Regions from separate parts of the Homo sapiens genome. Here region 2 is linked to region 1. Evidence: chromatin contacts called from ENCODE Hi-C data. All regions are on one chromosome and are shown on one strand. The core of a region is the stretch at or near the end of the contact, and the rest is flanking DNA. Distances in the headings are between cores, read along the strand shown.

Evidence for each region. A loop is a pair of places that touch in the nucleus more often than their neighbours do. Pooled maps may share reads with other maps.
Region 2: a map of ascending aorta shows a loop between it and region 1 (4-fold over the local background). The contact joins the enhancer-like site here to the promoter of AADACL2-AS1 in region 1. A Hi-C loop is called at or near these places in 2 of 168 maps with a recorded cell type or tissue (K562 and ascending aorta), 4 of 37 single-sample maps with no recorded cell type and 12 of 50 pooled maps.

What each region holds. Positions count from the first base shown.
Region 1 is chr3:151,926,376-151,929,740 of GRCh38, reverse strand. It overlaps AADACL2-AS1 (AADACL2 antisense RNA 1), which reads left to right and starts at 1,566. Exons shown (of 3, transcript NR_110203.1): 1 at 1,566-1,884.
Region 2 is chr3:152,471,091-152,474,107 of GRCh38, reverse strand. No RefSeq gene overlaps it. Among named protein-coding and RNA genes, the nearest start is that of MBNL1-AS1, 200 kb to the right of the region's middle. Within about 2 kb of position 1,732, at least 8 of the 41 ENCODE cell types and tissues checked have a DNase peak (open chromatin) inside an H3K27ac peak, as active enhancers do; they include ascending aorta, where a contact is called at or near this core.

The sequences.
Region 1 (3,365 bases), core at 317-2,816:
ATCCATTACTTTCGGTGTCCACAAAAGTAAGAAATGATGGGCGCTTGCTTTTGCAGATTTTGCAGTACCGAGGATAAAGGCATATAACCTGCCAGGAAATCCACTCTAGAGCAAGTGATGCAAAGATACAGGGACAAAGGAGATTTTTGTCCCAGTGCAGGTAGCAGAGACAAGAGTTCCAGAGTCTGAACAGTGCTGGTGACAGCGCTAATGACAGGCAATGTCCGGGGTTGGTAGGGGCAATACCTGGTATTCTGCAGTGCGGCCATAATGTTTCCGGAATTGGTGGGTTCTTGGTCTCACTGACTTCGAGAATAAAGCCGCGGACCCTCGCGGTGAGTGTTACAGCTCTTCAGGTGGCGCATCTGCGTCTGGAGTTTGTTCCTTCTGATGTTCGGATGTGTTCGGAGTTTCTTCCTTCTGGTGGGTTCTGTGGTCTCGCTGGCTCAGGAGTGAAGCTGCAGACCTTCGCGGTGAGTGTCACAGCTCATAAAGGCAGTGCGGCCCCAAAGACTGAGCAGCAGCAAGATTTATTGCAAAGAGTGAAAGAACAAAGCTTCCACAGTGTGGAAGGGGACCCGAGCGGGTTGCCACTGCTGGATGGGGCAACCTGCTTTTATTCTCTTATCTGGCCCCACCCACATCCTGCTGATTGGTAGAGCCCAGTGGTCTGTTTTGACAGGGCGCTGATTTGGTGCGTTTACAATCCCTGAGCTAGACACAAAGGTTCTACACGTCCCCACCAGATTAGCTAGATACAGAGTGTCCACGCAAAGGTTCTCCAAGGCCCCACCAGAGTAGCTAGATGCAGAGTGTCGATTGGTGCATTCACAAACCCTGAGCTAGACACAGGGTGCTGATTGGTGTGTTTACAAACTCTGAGCTAGACACAGAGTGCAGATTGGTGTATTTACAATCCCTGAGCTAGACACAAAGGTTCTCCAAGGCCCCACCAGAGTAGCTAGACACAGAGTGTTGATTGGTGCATTCACAAACCCTGAGCTAGACACAGGGTGCTGATTGGTGTGTTTACAAACCTTGAGCTAGATACAGAGTGCTGATTGGTGTATTTACAATCCCGGAGCTAGACATAAAGGTTCTCCACGTCCCCACCAGACTCAGGAGCCCAGCTGGCTTCACCCAGTGGATCCCGCACCGGAGCTGCAGGTGGAGCTGCCTGCCAGTCCCGCGCCGTGCGCTCGCACTCCTCAGCCCTTGGGTGGTCGATGGGACTGGGCGCCGTGGAGCAGGGGGTGGCACTTGTCTGGGAGGCTCGGGGCCGCACAGGAGCCCATGGAGGGGGTGGGAGGCTCAGGCATGGCGGGCTGCCGGTCCCGAGCCCTGCCCTGCGGGAAGGCAGGTAAGGCCCGGTGAGAAATCGAGCGCAGCGCCGGTGGGCTGGCACTGCCGGGGAACCCAGTACACCCTCCGCAGCCGCTGGCCCGGGTGCTAAGCCCCTCATTGCCCGGGGTCGGCGGGGCCCGCCCGCTGCTCCGGGGGCGGGGCCCGCCAAGCCCACGCCCACCCGGAACTCCAGATGGCCCGCAAGCGCCGCGCGCAGCGCCGGTTCCCGCTCGCGCCTCTCCCTCCACACCTCCCTGCAAGCTGAGGGAGTGGACTCTGGCCTTGGCCAGCCCAGAAAGGGGCTCCCACAGTGCAGCCGTGGGCTGAAGGGCTCCTCAAGTGCCGCCAAAGTGGGAGCCCAGGCAGAGGAGTCGCCGAGAGCGAGCGCGGGCTGTGAGGACTGCCAGCACGCTGTCACCTCTCAATAACGCCCATCCCAACGTTTCCTGAGGAATAATTTTGGTCGTGTTCCTGCTACTCAGCTTTTCGTGGTTCCTGCTCATTTTCAGAGTCTAACATTCCAGCTTTTCCGGAAATTCTGTGAGTATACAACAAACTTTGACAATTCCTTTTGGATTTAACTCATCTGAAGTTAGTTTTGGTTATACTCAGTGAAAAATTTTGGTAGTAGTTACATGGCTCGAATAAAGAAAATAGACTTTGCTTTCTGGGTCTGGGAATAACCAGTGAACATCTTTCTGAGCATCAGTTTCTCATGCATAAAATTTAGGAAAGAAAACCTGAGGGAGGTTAGCTGAATCACTTCTCTGCTTTGCAGAGTCAGATTCTATAAGAAAATGTTATAACATGGAGAAATTTGCCCTTTTCTGTTCTCCTCAAGCCCCCAAAATATTTGTCTTCTGATAAAATGTAAGGAGAAAGAAGAGGCAATAAAAGCAGAAAATGAAAAAAAAAAAAAAAGGCCAAACAAATCTTTATTTTGTTTTGATAGAAGCCCATGAAATATAGCAAGTTGGTTTCAATTTTCTGAAGCTTTGCACAATCAATTAGTTAATCTTAATCACTGCCTATGGAATTCAAACATGCACAATTCCAAATTTTTACACATTCTCATTCATTAAAATAAAGGCAGAAGCCAGGCGTAGGTAGAGTGATATTTTTATGAAGCACAAGCCTTGTAATTTTCCAACATCTGTGGGGAGTTAAAAAACAATCGCTACGATCGCTTCAGTTGCTCTGAAGCTGGTAATATGTGAGTCATGTTTAGGTGCTTTCTGGGCCCTACAAAATCATCAGATAGATTTTCAAATGTGTTTGCAGTAAGAGCCGCACCTCTTTTTTTCTGGGCATGGAAAAACCATGTAAAATAGATCTCAAAGAAGCCAGCATTGTAAGCAACAGGCACATAGTTTATTTTTAGAGACTGGGTTACCATTAGCACATATTTGGACACTTTTTAGTCTGACTCAAATATACAAAAAACACTTTACTAATCATTTATAGAGCAAGTTCGCTGTCTCCACCCTACCCAGAATATAAAATATAAAGATTCTAATAATAGGGGTACACTTAATAAATGTATTGATGGGTGTTTCTCTTTCAACACAATTAATTTGCCCTAAGCAGTGTCTAGTTAATGAGGTCTTAAATTGTCAGAATAAATAGGTGTGCTCTGCTCTAACTTCAACACGAGGCCATGGCAGACATGGCTCTTTTCAGCTACCTAAGTTTACTTTCAACCATTTTCCTACCCATGCAGTGTCCCTTTACTGAGAATTGGTCGTGGACTTCCAGCTGTCTGTTTCCTCCCGAAGAGGCCAGCTATCTTGCTGCACTAATGATTCCTCCTTTGTTGGAAGCTGACTCTATACTAATAAAGAACTGCTGGCAAACAACTGTAATTAAGAAATTTAAGCTTGAGAGAATTAGGATGAGGCAGTGTAATTCCTCGTTATCTTTGAGCATTTTTGGAAGGCATGAGGTACTTTTTGTTTCTGGTTAAAACCGAAGGAAACATTGAATAAATTCCTGCCTTCCACATAATAAAAAAAGGTGTATAT
Region 2 (3,017 bases), core at 483-2,982, 540 kb before region 1:
GTTTCCTAGCATAAGCCTTGCATGTTAGGAAATATTAATATTTTCTTCTGAATTTATCTTATAAGTTATCCTTTTGGGAAAATATTTATTTTGTCCCTTTAAAAAATCTTTGCATTATAAAACATAGCAAGGAAATACAAAAAGTATATCATATACAAATGTGCAGTTTAATGTATTATGGAAAGATGGGCACTCATGTAACCACCACTCAGATAAAGAAATAGAACACTGCCAACATGTTTCAGAAAATCCTCATTGCCCCTTTTGTATTACATTTCACATCTTGGTTCCTTTTACAGTTTAACCCCTGAGTATACATTTTTAAATACTATGGTTTAGTTTTGCCTTTTGCTGTGATTTATACCTCTTCCTTGATTAGTATTATTCAATTTTATGAACATATAACCATTTTTTGAACCAAAGTGTTCTTGATGAACTTTTGGGTTGTTTCTGATGTGGAGCTGTTTCTAATTCTAATATAAGCATTTTTGTCCAAGTCTTTTGGTGCATATACAGGCATTTCTGTTGGATATAAATCTAAGAATGAATTTGCTAGCTCATAGGTTATAGGTCTTCAACTTCAGTAACACCAATATATTTTAATAACGTGGTTTTACCAATTTGATCTCTACCCAGAAGTACATGGTGTTTCATTTACTTCACATCTTCACCAACACCTGATATGGATACTTTCTCATCTTGGCAATTGGGATGGAGTGAGTAGAGGCATTTCATTTGGTTTTTAACTTGTGTTGAATATCCTCTTTTATAAAGTACCTGTATAAGCCCCTTGCCCTTTTTCCTAATGGGGTGTCAGTCTTTTCAAAAACATATTTCCAGAAATTCTTCATAAATTCGGTTTATTTGCCCTTTGTTGTTGTGTTGCAAATACCTACTCCTATTAATGCAGACCTATGACAGAAAAATCAAGATTCCTTTAATGAGCTGTTTTGGCTTGGAGACTGTTGACCCGGCTGAAACTTTCCTGGAATTGTGCTTCAGTTTGAAAATGTTTCTACCCTAGTGCCCTTTCCTTCACAGTTGTCAGGTCTATAGGACGGTTTGACATCTCCTTTTAATTTCTGTGGCTCCTTCCCCACTAAGTCTCTTGCATTTTTGATCTATCTTGGCATCTATTTCCCAGAGGACCCTAAGTAATACAGTCCCTGTACTTATTATTCCAATTTGCCACCATGTTGTCTTTTATCCAACAGCTGGTTTCCTTGCGTGCAATTTTACCTTCACAAATCCTCTGTCAGCAGCAACCAGAATAATCCATCTGTCCATAGCTGCCCCCTGAAAGTGTAAACTCGCTATTGAGGCCCATCAGATCTCCATAATCCCATACCAGTCTATCGCATCAGTGTCTTCATCTGGCCCTCTCAGCCTCTCATTTTATGTGATAATGGTATCAACTTTGTTGATGCCTTCCACTCAGGTCTTGTATTTGTTTCCTCTGTGCCTTAGTAAGGTGGCCTCCTCTGCCTGGGATAATCTTCCTTCCTCTTTTCCTAAATACAGCTGCTCATCTTGTTGGCACCCCCTCCAGGAGAACTTCTCACATCACCTCAAGCTGGATTTACTGCTGGACCCCACCAAACACCCTACCCCCTCAATACTCCTAGGTCTTACATGTTACTGCCTTGTGACTTTCTCCCCAAGGGAAACACAGCCTCCACCAGAGCAGCGACAGTACCTTACTCGTTTCATCTGCGTATGTCTAGTGCTAGCACATACTTAGCTTAAAGTAATCAGTAGATTTTTTTGTAAAATCCAAAGTGTTGGGCTCTAGTAATTTAAGAATTTGCTATTTTTAGAAACTCTTAAAATAAAAAATAATCGATTAGTTTGTTCAAGTGTTTTGAACCATTAGAGAGCAAGTTATTTGTATTTTGGGAGATGACGCGAGTAAAACGGTGACTGCCCAGTTTTCGTCATTTTAGGGTTACAGGAAGCTCCACCAGAGGGCGAGCAAGAGAAGGAAAACAACATAAATTAGAATCAGTCTGTTGTATACTGATAGCAAATCTGGAGGAAAACTTTTAAAATGGTAATACTAATAACTAGCGTGGTGGCTCAAACCTGTAATCCCAGCACTTTGGGAGGCCGAGGTGGGTGGATCACCTGAGGTAAGGAGTTCAAGACCAGTCTGGCCAACATGGTGAAATCCCGTCTCTACTAAAAATACAAAAATTAGCCGGGTGTGGTGGCACGTGCCTATAGTCCCAGCTATCCAGCAGGCTGAGGCAGAAGAATCACTGTAGTCCGGGAGGTGGAGGTTGCAATGAGCCTAGATAGCACCACTGCACTCCAGCCTGGGCAACAGAGCGAGACTCTGTCAAAAAAAAAAAAAAAAAAAAAACACCTGACTAAATTGAGTTCTAAATTTCTGAATTTTGTGGAGAACTAGTTTCTTTGTCCATCCTTATCTATTTGTTTTTGAAACAAGACTAATAAATAAACTAATACATTGATTTTATCTTTTGGAGTCTTGAAAAAAATGCAATGAGGCAACTATTTCAATAATTTTTCTTATATAAAATATTTCCTTCATATACATATGCATGTGGTGGGTAAGAACTTGATAATAACAAATGAAAGAATTTCAAATTTCAAAAGATATCCACATTATACCAACACATCCAATCAATTCAAGTTAAAGACACAGTATCATTAGAGTTTGTAGGACCAAAATGCGGGTGATTGTCACATTTTGTCTTAACCAACTTGAGGTCTGGTTACTGTGCAATTATAGAAGGCATATAGTAATATTCTCCTTATCCTCATGAACATGATAATGCCTTTAGAAAGTTGCATGACACTGAAAACCAGGGGAAAAACTGTGAATTTGGGGAAATTTGTGTTCCAACACAGACCTATCTTCTGGGCTCCTTCTCTTCCATTTCTCCTTAGGAATCAGTGGCCTTTCTCTTTTCCCATAACACTAGGCAGTCTTTTAGCATATCAGTTATCAGTTTGTATTTTAACTAGTTGTTGACACGTATATCTTGCCCACT